Regions from separate parts of the Homo sapiens genome. Here region 1 is linked to region 2. Evidence: chromatin contacts called from ENCODE Hi-C or POLR2A ChIA-PET data. All regions are on one chromosome and are shown on one strand. Each heading gives the region's core, a stretch centred on a gene start or an enhancer-like site at or near the end of the contact. The rest is flanking DNA. Distances are from core to core; before and after follow the strand shown.

Region 1 (6,134 bases), core at 1,899-4,398, 41 kb before region 2:
ATCTGGGAAGGAGTCAGTCAGAGATCCTTGGGCCAGAGCTTTAGGGGTTCTGGGAGTGGTTGCCGGGTGATCTGGGCAGTCTGATTTCCAGTGGGTCCCTGCACAGATGGGACATGGCTTGGGAGGAATCCCAGGCTGCGAGCATTCCTTGGCCCAGTGGCCAGATTTCTGGCACTTACAGCAAGATCCTGAGGGATGAGGTCCTATAGGAATGCCTGACCACTGTGGCTTAGGTGTTTTGAAGTTCTTGTGTGCTGGAGGTGCAGCTGGGTTGTGTCTCACAGCAGAGGCAAGTAATTGTAACTCAGAAATGTGTTGCCACTTGGCTGCTTCGTCTCTATTACTGTACGCCTTGAAGGCGAGGCTGGTTAATTCCTGTTGTGGGGTGGATTCCAATTTTTGAAGCTTTTTTCTAATGTCAGAAGCTGACTGGGTGATAAAATGCATATCGAGAATAAGATGGCCTTCAGGCCCTTCAGGGTCTAAGGCTGTAAAGCATCTCAAGGTTGCTGCCAAACGAGCCATGAACTGGGCTGGGTTTTCATCTTTACCTTGGGTAGTTTCTTTAATTTTGTCATAATTAACAGCTTTGTATGCTGCCCTTTTAAGCCCTTCAACTAGGCAGGAAATCATGTAATCTCATCTAGCTATACCTGGGGAACCTGCCTGATACTCCCATCGGGGATCCTCTTGGGGAACTGCCCTGATGCCTTCTTGAAGGTCCGGCTCATGATGTCGGCAGGTGTCAGCGTGGGACTGGGCTAGAGAAAAAACTCTTTCTCATTCATCTGGGGAGAGGGTAGAAGTTAGTATCACATTTAAGTCACTCCAGGTTAAATTGTAGGACTGAGTTAAATATTGGAATTCCTGTATATATTTTGTGGTGTCTGATGAGAAGGAGCCTAAGCATTGATTAACTTGGGAAAGGTCTGATAGAGAAAATGGTACACGCACTCTGACAATGCCTTCAGCCCCAGCCACCTCTCAAAGAGGAAATTTTGGGGCAGGCGGGGGAGTATTTGCCACAGAATGAAATTGTAAGCCAGACTGGGTGTGGGGAGGGGAGGTGACAGAAGGGTTATAAGGTGGAGAAGTGGAGGCTGAGGAAGAATTGGGACTTGATTCAGCCTGCCAAGGAGTGGCCTGAGGAAGGGGAGAGAGGTCAGGGGGGTCCGCAAAAAAAGGAGAATTCAAAAGACTCAGTGGCACTTGGGGTTGGGACTGAAGGGACAGGCAGGAGGGAAAGAAGGAAGATTTGGGATGAGTTGCATTGGGAACAGAAATTAGGGAGGGGACAAAGTGTAAAACATGCCTGGACATAGGGCACCTCAGACCATTTGCCCATTTTATGAAAAAAATTATCTAGATATTGTAGGATGGAAAAATCAACAGTGCCATTTTCTGGCCATTTACAGCCATTATCAAGTTTGTATTGGAGCCAAGCGGTGTTGCAGAAGAAAATAAGATGCTAGGTTTTAGGTCAGGTGAGGGTTGAAGAGGTTTTAAGTTTTTAAGAACACAGGTTAAGGGGGAAGAAGGAGGAATGGAGGGCAGAAGGTTGCCCATAGTAAAAAAAAGGGAAATTTAGAGAAAAGAGGAGTAAAAAGGGGGGGGTAGTACTTGCCACCAAGGTGGAGGATCAAGGCAGGTGTCCCCATGGTGATCGAACACCTCTGGAATGCGGGTGAATAATCAGGCAGGTGTCCCCGCGGTGATTAGACACCAAGGGAAGACTGTCTTCCTGAGTCCATGACCAGTGCCACCAGCATTTTGGATCCATGGAAAAAACACGTTTCTGCTATCTCTACCAGAAAGGAAAAGGAAATGAAAGGAATGGAGGGATTGAAGGGTGGTGCTGAAATTGAAAGAAGAAAGAGGTTGAGAGATAGTGAGAGAGGTTGGAGAACAGAATAAAAAAAGACTGCTTACCCAATTTAAAATTGGTGAGGTGTTTCTTGGGCTGGTCTGAGAACCTGACGTCATAGGTGGATTTTCTCACAGAGCAAAGAGCAGGAAGACAGGGGATTGATCTCCCGAGGGAGGTCCCCTGATCCAAGTCACGGCACCAAATGTAGCAGGAGGACAGGGGATTGATCTCCCAAGGGAGGTCCCCCGATCTGAGTCATGGCACCAAATGTCAAGCACATCTATGTGAAGAGACCAACAGACAGGCTTTGTGTGGGCAATAACACTGTTTATTCACTTGGGTGCAAGTGGGCTGAGTCCGAAAAGAGAGTCAGTGAAGGGAGATGGGGAAGGGGTTGCTTTACAGGAGTTGGGTAGGTAATGGAAAATTACAGTAAAAGGTGGTTATCTATTGTTAGCAGAGGAGGGGGTCACAAGGTACATGGTGGGGAGATCATAAGACTCATTGTCCAAAAGAAGAATGTTGCAAAGTTGATTGATCAGCTAAGGTAGGGCAGGGACAAGTCACAATGGTAAAATGTAATTTTGGTTAATCAGTTAAGGCAGGAACTGACTGATTTACTTCTTTGTGGTTTTTTGGCTGCTCCAGACTTCTTGGCCCCTGCAGGCCACCTGGATGTGTATGTGCAGGTCACAGAAGTTATAATGGCTGAGCTTCAGCTCAGAGGGCTGACACCTGTACTTCAGTTAAAGAGTTTAGTTTCAGAGTTTTGACCACATAATGTCTAATAAGGAAAACTGTGAAGAAGCACAGTTAAACAGAAGTCATGGATTTTTCAGCTTCTATTGTTTCAGGTGCCACAGAAAATCAGCAGATCCATGACACACCACAGGCAGTAAGGCAGTTTGTGTTAGGCAGGCAGCTGGAGACAGACAACAGGACCCAGAGCCAGAGACAGGAATAGGTAGACAGCAGCTCACCAGAAGAGCCAGAGGCATTTTAGAAGCAAGTGTGAGCATGATGGGGAGAAACAGGGCATCATGACAAAATAGGCAAATTGGAAGCCTTGCAGGGTCAACCAAATGGTCTGTTTTTCAGAAACCTAAAAGAGGAAAGGGTGGGTAGACGCTGGAGAGTGAGGGGATAGTGGTAGAGACTGAAAACCAAAAGCAGAACAGGAACAAATTAAAAACGGAGAATGCAGTTGCATTGCGTCAGAATCAAGTGGACTTTGGCAGCTAAGGCAGCTCGCTGCTCCAGCTTCAGCTGTTCTTCCCCTCCTGCCACGTGAATCGGGCCTGGGGGCTTACAGCATTGGCCATGGAAACAGCTGGCTAAGTGCAGAGTTTTGAGAGGTCGGGGCGGGGCTGAAAACAGTTCCTGCAAAGAGAGTATGTTTTGCTTCTAAAGGAAATGAGAAATGTGTTAAAGGAGGTATTTGAATATGAATGAGTTATTTGAGTATTTAAATACCCAAAAGAAAAGTCTCTCAATAGCAAAAATGCCTAAGCATAAAAAGATTTAACAGAAATCAAGTACACACTTCAGCAAATGAGTTAATAAACCATATAGCTAAACATGCATGATATTTTCAATTTTTGCCTCAGTCTAGAAGCCTCCCAATCATCTCCCACTCTTTTTAAAAGGCAGAGAGCTGTTTAACAACCCTTCAGTGTTCCAGGCAGCAAACAGGCTCTCAACTATTAATGGCAAAGCTGCCAGAAGCCAGACATACCTGGGAACAGATGAAAGGTTTTGTTTGTTCACCTTCAACATTAAACTAGTTCCCACTCAGGACCTCTGAGCACATTACTGGAAATTTTTAAGACACAGTTACTGGTGTGAAGAGGTTTCTGAAAACATACAAAGCACACATTCAACAAGAAAGCCCACCTGAAAATCCTGCGAGGGCAAAACTGAATTGAAACATTACAGCATGCCTGTTCTTTTTCAAAGACCAACGAAAGTTCAAAGATTCAGAAACTTTCTTGAAAATTATAGAAACATTATGGCAAATAAGGTTTCACCTTGTGTGCCAAATACAACTGATTTTTACTTGCCTCTGGAAGCTCTGCATATCTGATCAAATTAGTGATGTCTGCCATAGCCTAGAGAAGAAAGAGTGAAGATACCATTGTATAAGTCTTTCCTGCTTTGTGTCTCAGGCCATTTGGGCATACTACTTTTTATCCTAGAGGTTGCAAACTGGCACCTCATGAACTGCATTCACACTTAAGAGATGCTTTGTTTGGTCATCACAGTATTTTTTAAAATTAATTACCAATATTTCACAATGAAAAATTTCACATTTTTAAAAGGCATTTGCCATTTATCTTCAAAATGTAGATTTCTAGCAATTTTAGGCTCATCTTTCCAAATAGTAACTGTCTTCTGAAGCTTAGTGGTGGTTGCCTCCTTTAGGTGGGGTATCTTCTCTTAAATTTGGCTTCTTTCCCTCACCTGTAGGCCTCTGTAGGATTTGCATTTGTGAACCCCTGCTCTATTCCTCCTTGTTACTGTTACCCAAACAGTACATTGTTACTGTTACTTCCTGCTCCTCTACATTAATAAGGACATTAATAAGGAGGTTCACTGTTTTTCTACATCAATTCTGTCATTAACCAGAATGACTTTAACTCCTTGGCCTCACAGTTGCTGGATATGCTCAGCTTCAATAATGTCTCACCACCATTTTGGCAACCCACTCTTCAGCAACAAAAATGTTCTGTCTTCAAAATTGTAAATTCCACTATCCTAGTTTTATGTTTTTGTTTTGTTTTTTCATATTAATACAGCTGTCTCTACCTTTATTGACAATAAATCTACTATTACTTCTCAACACAGTGTTTAGTCTCTTTTCCTTTTCCATACTTTCTGAATTTATCAGTGCTTTTCGGGGTCTACTTTGTTCTTATGGCTCATTATGTGCTTTCTCCCTTGAAATGATTTTTATTTATTTTGTTCCTTTGTCCTTCCTTCACACCTGCTCACCAAACCTCATCCCTGGATCAATCCAATCATTCAGCTTCTCCAGGGTGATGGACACTGCTGGTGAAGATTACACTACAAATTCATCAACTCTAGTTTCACTGAGCCTGACGTCCATAAATATCACCCTCTCCTATTCCTCCAGTGGTTACTTCAAAGAATTATCACTTTCTTCAAACAATATAATGCACCTTTTCTTGCCTCACTTTCAGAGGCAACGTTCCTTTCTAATCTATGAAAAACATCAAGGCCATCAGATGAGAGAAGTTCCTCAGCTTGCTCCTTCACCACTAACAAACTTACTTAAATTTCCATGCGTTCTTGCTTAATCTTTTGGTGGGACAAATGTCCCTCCTCCATACAAGACTAAGTCTTCCCACCTAAGCACACTTGATATTGCCCAGCCCATCCTCCTAACCCTGAGCCTTGAATTTGTTTCATTACCCGTATCCCATCTCTTATATCTCCAATATTTTTCTGTGCTTACTTACTCTGTCCTCTCAAAATATGAACATGCTCAAGTCTCTTCCATAGAAAATCAATCTTCCCTCAACCTCAGGTACTGGCTACAATCTTATTTACTGCCACTCTCACTGACAAATTTCTTGAAGAGCAGTCTACACTCCCCCTGTCCACTTCCCTGCATTCCAGTGACTCCTCTATCTATTGATTAGTAACTTATATCATTACCTCTTTATTGAAACTTTTTATAAGGTTATGACCTCCACATTTCTAAATTTAGCAAGCATTGTTTACCCTTATCTTATTTGATAGCTGTAACATTTGCCCAATGTTAAATGTTTCCTACGCCTCCAAACTCTCTTCCCTAGCCACCCTGATTTATATCCTATCCTTATGGCTGTGTCTTTTTTTGACACAAGGGTCTCAGCATGTTTCTCAGGCTGGTCTTGAATGCCTGGACTCAAGCAATCCTCCCACCTCAGCCTCCTATGCAGCTGGGATTACAAGCACATGCCACAACACCTGGCTATGGCTGTGTCTTTTAAGCCACTTTTGAAAACATTGCTTTTAAGCTGCTTTTCAAAACATTGCTTTTGCCTACCAACTAAATGTTATTATTACCCAGGACTCCAAACTCAGCTCTATGCTCTTCTCATATTATACACTCTTCCTTGTGATCCCATGCACTTACATAAAACTTCAACTACAGACAGTCCTCGACTTACAATGGTTCAACTTAGGATTTTTCAACTTTACAATGGTGCCAAAGTGATACACATGCAGTTGAAACCATACTTTGAGTACCCATACAACCATT
Region 2 (6,576 bases), core at 362-2,861:
GGGAAGCTCTTTCCACTTTCCATTTTCTACAACGTGGAATTGTGGCAGAGTCTTAACCCCTCCCTCAACTCTCCCCTAAGCCGGTGAAGGCATCTGTCTGACCAGAACAAAGTATTACCTATGCCCATTTATTCTCTTTCCCCTACCTCCTGGTAATTCCCACCCACCTCTGCCCAAACAGCAAGGGAATGAGTAAGAGAAGAGGTTTGGGAGTATCTGGCCAGCAGGTGGTCTTGGGGTGGGGTGGGGATGGGGGACTGAGAGAGTGAAGGTCAGTTGGTGGGGAGTGAAATGGAGGCAGAAAATTCTAAGGAGTTGGAGGCGGTAAAAGTGCAGTTGTACCCTCCTCAGGTTGGTGTAGAGGCCTTGGATTTCTTTTTAAAGTGTTTCTTTTAAGGTGGGTGTACTGGGGAGTGGACCTGGGCAGCGGTGACTTTGGTTCTCACTTGAAACACTTATTTGTAGGGAAAACATTCCTTAAAATTTTTCTTCAGAAAAATTTTTGTAAAAGTCCATCAGGTCCTAAAACATTGGGTTTGTGAAACAAAAAATAATAGTAAAAGTCCATCAAATACTATATTATGAATAGAAAATTAAATGGGTCCACAAAAATATCTTCGCAATCAATAGGTTGGCAACTGAATAGCGTGCATGCTTCCCATGGGTCTTGGGAGCTCACCAGACTATTATTTTAAAAGGATCTTTATTTGCATCTCTCCCTCCAACTTAAGAAATCAGGTGCTAGAAGGATGTACGCCCCAATTTAACAGTCCTCTGAGTGGTGTCATCACGGGTTATCTTCGTTTTTCTTTATGCACTACAGGTGTCTTCATTCTGCGAATATTATTTTGCAAGACAAAAGTGTTCCTTTTTTTTTTTTTTTCAAAAGAAAGAAGATATCAGGGCACTGGTCAGACAGGGGAAACCTTCGAGTCGCTGTCACTCTTTCGGACGTAGCATTTCATCACCCACCTAGGCAGCGTGTGCGCCAAACAGCAGCATCCCCTGGAATGGCCGCAGAAGCAGCACTGGGCCCCTAACAGTTCCAGACAAAAATCAGGGAGTGATAGGGCACCGGCAGTGTCTGGTCTTGGGAACCACACATTTCACTCCCCACCAACTGACCCCACACTCTCAGCCCCATGCCCCTACCCCAAGACTACCTGCTGGCCAGATACTCCCAGACCTTTTCTCTTACTCATTACCTCTCACCTGGGGAGGGAGCAATTGAGGCTTTTAGTAACCTCAGTCAATGTAATGATACAAACTTATCGGTTGAAAATATGCATATTTAAATTTCTTTTACGTCTAAATGTTTTGCGAATATTGAACTATAGATATTCCATTGTATTGTTCTGACTCAATCATCGTTTGCCCCCTAGCAACAAGTACCTTATTCTAAGGGAAAGAAATAGATTCTACCGAGCAACTGGCCAAGATGAAAGATTTCCCACCTGACTTTCCGTAGCCCACCTCTCCCGGCCCTTTAAGCACCTACGACTGGCTTAAGATGTCCCACTCCTCCCCTGGGCGGAGCCGACACCACACAACCCGGATTCCCAACACCTCCCCTTCCTCTGACCTTCAGCTTCCACCCCCTCTGGGGAACAGGAGACACAGAAGATGGAGGGAGGGATGGCAGCCTACCCTGTGGCAACGCGGGAGTCGCGTTGCCGCAGGGGGCGCATTGGGGTCCAGCCGTCCCCAGAACGCAGATCAGAGGTAGTCGGACCTTTCCCGCTGGCGCGCAGCCTCAGCTAGGTAGGTCTCCTTCCTTCGTCTTTCCTTTCTTTGCCTTTCCTTTCCCTGACGCTGGGGGAAGTAGGGCAGGGGTTCTGTGCCATAGGCGGCCTTTCTGGTGCAGAGGACCTTCCCCATCCTCCATCATGTGAGCAGCCAGAGCCGGGCGCTCGAACTTGCGCAATGGTGGCTGCCGCACCACCGGCTCGGGCGTCAGGCAGTTATCTGGGAGTCCCCGAGGGCCGAGTCGGGGCCATGTGGGCGGGTCGGGGTCTTGCGTTTTTGGAGCACTGAGTTTTTAACCCCTGCCTACGTTTTCAGTTCTGGCAAGTGTAGGGAGAGCCTCCTAGCAGAGTCCCTCTAGCCTTCCTCGTCGGTTGGCCTGGAAGCGTTTCTGTGTGGCCAAAGGGCGGGGCGAACAGGAGGAGAAGGGTGCGCACACGGATTCCTTCACCCACTCGAGTTCTCCCCACCTACGTGGCTGGAGGAGGGTGCGCGTGCTCTGTGGGTTTGGACTGAGTGGTGGTTAAACCTCATGGCCGCCGTGCGTGCTCACAAGTGCTGGGCTCCCTTGAATGTACCCCTAAAGAGGGTACATTTCCTCGGATGAAATTTTGGCCTAAAAGCAATACAGCTCCCTTTCTACGTACGCATTTAAAGACATGGAAAGAGACCCCCCCCCCCAGATTTTCAGGGGCTCGCTCACATTTTCATCTTTTTTCAGTTCTGTGAAATGGGAGGATCTGAAACGGCCATGATTATTAAGAAAAAGAAAGAATGAAGCTTCTTAAATAAGTATCAAAAATTACAAAAGATAGTGGTAATAATACAAAATATAAGCTCAACAAATTATATGTAGACAAAAAAAGTCCAAAAGGAAAGAAGACACAATTGTCACAGTTATACTGGTTATTTCTAGATGAAGATGTTAAGAGTGTTTGTGTGTTCGCTCTTGTTGTGCTTTGTGTTTCTTGTTATTGATACTAAGGCAAAAGTTTGGCCTTATTTCCAAAATTAGAAAAACTGACCAAAGTTCTATGGAGATTTGATTGCATGAGAGGTCATTTCGCATAGTGAATTGCACTGTGTTTTAAGTGGGATTATAACCATTTTAACGGTAAAGAAAACAAAGCAATTGCACCAGAACATGTGGTTTTACATTCCTTGTGAGATGGCATTTGGCTATCTGCATGTGTAGGACAAATTCTAGCAAGAAAATAGTGTGATTACTTGAGAACACTTGAGAGGAGCCAGAACCAAGATGGGTCAGGAAATAGTAGGTAGTACAGGTTCCTCAGAGGGGGACAGGTCATGGTTGGAAATTGATAATATGTGAAAAATTATACAACAGTGTAGTTTTTGTTTTGATTTCCCTTCTTATGAGTCGCTAAAAGATATTTTTGTATATTTTAAGATCCTTGTATGTCTTTTTCTGTGGACTCTTAAAGTCTATTTCTGTTGGGGTAAGGGGAATTGAACAGGCACTGTTACACATTCTGAGACCTGGCTCTACAGGAAAGGATGCTCAGGGGACCCTTGGCATTCAGTGAGGCATGTGTGTGTGTGTGTGTGCGCGCGCGCGCACACACACACACACACACAGTAGAATCACCGTGCTAGAGCCACACACACACAAACACAGTAGAAACACAATGCTAGAGCCAGACACACACACACACACACAGTAGAAACACAGTGCTAGAGCCAGACACACAGACGGAACACAATTCTAGAGCCAGAGACAGGCAGACAGACACACACACACCGCGCGCGCGCACACACACACACACACACACACACGGAACACAATGCTAGAGCCAGAGCTGCCAGGTCGTGGTCGCTGACTGTGAAGGCAGACACCAGGCTGTCTAGTGGGGTCCTTGCAAGAGCTCGAGTCTGCCATTTTCTAGGCTCATGGGAGATGTAGGAACTGTGGCAGTTCAGCTGCATAACACATCAGCATCTGGAAAACCTCACGCAGGCAGTCTTTGGCCCTTTCTGAGCCATGACTCTGTGTGCCTGGATTCCTGATTTATGCAGCTCAGCACTAGGCAGAGTGTGCAGGGATTTCTTCTTGGCCACCAGGATGATAGGCACATTCAATCAAAAGTGTTTGGGAGGTATCCCTGCAGGTTGGTTATTTTGTGTCTCCATTTTCATTGATTTCAATTTTTTTAAGTGTTTATTTATTGGCAACTGAAATTTTTTGAAATTTTTTCCATAAGTTATTGGGGTCACAGGTAGTATTTGGTTACATAGTAAGTTCTTTAGTGGTGATTTGTGAGATTTTTGGTACACCCATCACCCAAGCAGTATACCACTGCACCATATTTGTAGTCTTTTATTCCTCGCCTCCCTCCCACTCTTCTGCACAAGTCCCCAAAGTCCACTGTATCATTCTTATGCCTTTGTGTCCTCATATCAGTGAAAACATGATGTTTGGTTTTCCATTTCTGAGTTACATCATTTGGAATAATAGTCTCCAATCTCATCCAGGTCACTGCAAATGCTATTAATTAATTCCTTCTTATGGCTGCATAGTATTCCATCAAATATAACACAGTTTCTTTATCCACTTGTTGATTGATGGGCATTTGGGTTGGTTCCACGAATTTGCAATTGTGAACTGTGCTGCTATAAACATGTGTGTGCAAGTATCATTTTTGAATAATGACTTCTTTTCCTCTGGGTAGATACCCAGTAGTGGGATGGCTGGATCAAATGGTAATTCTACTTTTAGTTCTTTAAGAAATCTCCACACTGTTTTCCGTAGTGGCTGTACTAGTTTACATTCCCACCAGCAGTGTAGAAATGTTCCCTGTTCACTGCATCCATGTCAACATCTACTGTTTTTTTATTTTTTTATTATGGCCATTCTTGAAGGAGTAAGATGGTATTGCATTGTGGTTTTGATTTGCATTTCCCTGAGCATTAGTGATGTTGAGCATTTTTTCATATGTTTATTGGCCATTTGTATATCTTTTAAGAATTATCAATTCATGTCCTTAGCCGACTTTTTAATGGGATTGTTTTTTTCTTACTGATTTGAGTTCATTGTAGATTCTGGATATTAGTCCTTTGTCAGATGTATAGATTGTGAAGATTTTCTCCCACTCTGTGGGTTTTGTGTATACTCTGCTGACTGTTCCTTTTGCCATGCAAAAGCTCTTTAGTTTAATTAGGTCCCAGCTATTTATCTTTGTTTTTATTACATTTGCTTTTGGGTTCTTGGTCATGAAATCCTTGCTTAAGCCAATGTCTAGAAGGGATTTTCCAATGTTATCTTCTAGAATTTTTATAGTTTTGGTCTTAGGTTCAAGTTCTTAATCCATCTTAAGTTGATTTTTGTGTAAGGTGAGATATGAGGATCCAGTTTCTTTCCTCTACATGTGGCTAGCCAATTATCCCAGCACCATTTGTTGAAAAGTGTGTCCTTTCCCCACTTTGTTTTTGTTTGCTTTGTCGAAGATCAGTTGGCTGTAAGTATTTGGGTTTATTTCTGGGTTCTCTATTCTGTTCCATTGGTCTATGTGCCTATTTTTATACCAGTATCACGCTGTTTTGGTGACTGTTCTTATAGTATAGTTTGAAATCAGGTAGTGTGATGCCTCCAGATTTGTTATTTTTGCTTAGTCTTGCTTTGGCTATGTGGGATCTTTTTTGATTCCATATGAATTTTAGGATTGATTTTTCTAACTCTGTGAAGAATTATGGTAGTGTTCTGGTGGAGATTGCATTGAATTTATAGATTGCTTTTGGCAGTATGGTCGTTTTCAAAATATTGATTCTACTCATCAATGAGCATGGGATGTGTTTCCATTTGTTTGTGTCATCTATGATTTGTTTAAGCAGTGTTTTGTAGTTTTCTTGTAGAAGTCTTTCGACTCCTTTGTTAGGTATATTCCTAAGTGTTGTTTTTTTTTTTGTTTTTGTTTTGTTGTTGTTTTTTTTCCCCGCAGCTATTGTAAAAAGAGTTAAGTTCTTGATTTGTTTATCTGTTTGGTCACTGTTGTTGTATGGAAGAGCTACTGATTTCTGTACATTAATCTTGTATCCGGAAACTTTGCTGAATTCTTTTATCAGTTCTAGGTGCTTCCTAGAGGAGTCCTTAGGGTTTTCAAGGTAAACAATCATATCATCAGCAAACAGTAACAGTTTGACTTCCTCTTTACCATTTTGGATGTCCTTCATTTCTTTCTCTTGTCTGATTGCTCTGGCTAGGACTTCCAGTACTATGTTGAAAAGGAGTGGTGAGTGGCCATCCTTGTCTTGTTCCAGTTCTCAGAGGGAATGCTTTCAACTTTTCCCCATTCAGTATTATGTTGGCTGTGGGTTTGTCACAAATGGTTTTTATTACATTAAGGTGTGTCCCTTGTATGTTGATTTTGCTGGGGGTTTTAATCATAAAGGATGCTGGATTTTGTCAAATGGTTTTTCTGCATTTATTTAGATGACCATGTGATTTTTGTTTTTAATTCTGTTTATGTGGTGTATCACATTTATTGACTTACATATATTACACCATCCCTGCATCCCTGGTATGAAACCCACTTGATCCAGCTGGATTATGTTTTTGATATGTTGTAGGATTCAGTTAGCTAGTATTTTGCTAAGGACTTTAGCATCTGTGTTCATCAAGGATATCTGTCTGTAGTTTTCTTTTTTGGTTGTGTCCTTTCCTAGTTTTGGTATTAGGGTGATGCTGGCTTCATAGAATGAATTAGGGAGGGTTCCTTCTTTATCTTGTGGAATAGTGTCAAAAGAATTGGTACCAATTCTTCTTTGAATATCTGGTAGAATTCTGCTGTGACTCTATCTGATCCTGGACTTTTTTTG

Evidence for each region. A loop is a pair of places that touch in the nucleus more often than their neighbours do. ChIA-PET counts read pairs that join two places held with the same protein, here RNA polymerase II (POLR2A). Pooled maps may share reads with other maps.
Region 1: a map with no recorded cell type shows a loop between it and region 2 (11-fold over the local background). The contact joins the enhancer-like site here to the promoter of DANT2 in region 2. A Hi-C loop is called at or near these places in 21 of 37 single-sample maps with no recorded cell type and 4 of 50 pooled maps. POLR2A ChIA-PET finds 5 or more read pairs at or near these places in 2 of 52 experiments (GM12878 and Panc1).

What each region holds. Positions count from the first base shown.
Region 1 is chrX:116,006,990-116,013,123 of GRCh38, reverse strand. No RefSeq gene overlaps it. Among named protein-coding and RNA genes, the nearest start is that of DANT2, 41 kb to the right of the region's middle. RefSeq lists an enhancer at 2,800-2,889. Within about 2 kb of position 3,148, at least 6 of the 41 ENCODE cell types and tissues checked have a DNase peak (open chromatin) inside an H3K27ac peak, as active enhancers do.
Region 2 is chrX:115,964,146-115,970,721 of GRCh38, reverse strand. It overlaps DANT2 (DXZ4 associated non-coding transcript 2, distal), which reads left to right and starts at 1,611. Exons shown (of 2, transcript NR_132337.1): 1 at 1,611-1,761. RefSeq lists enhancers at 2,945-3,521, 3,522-4,099.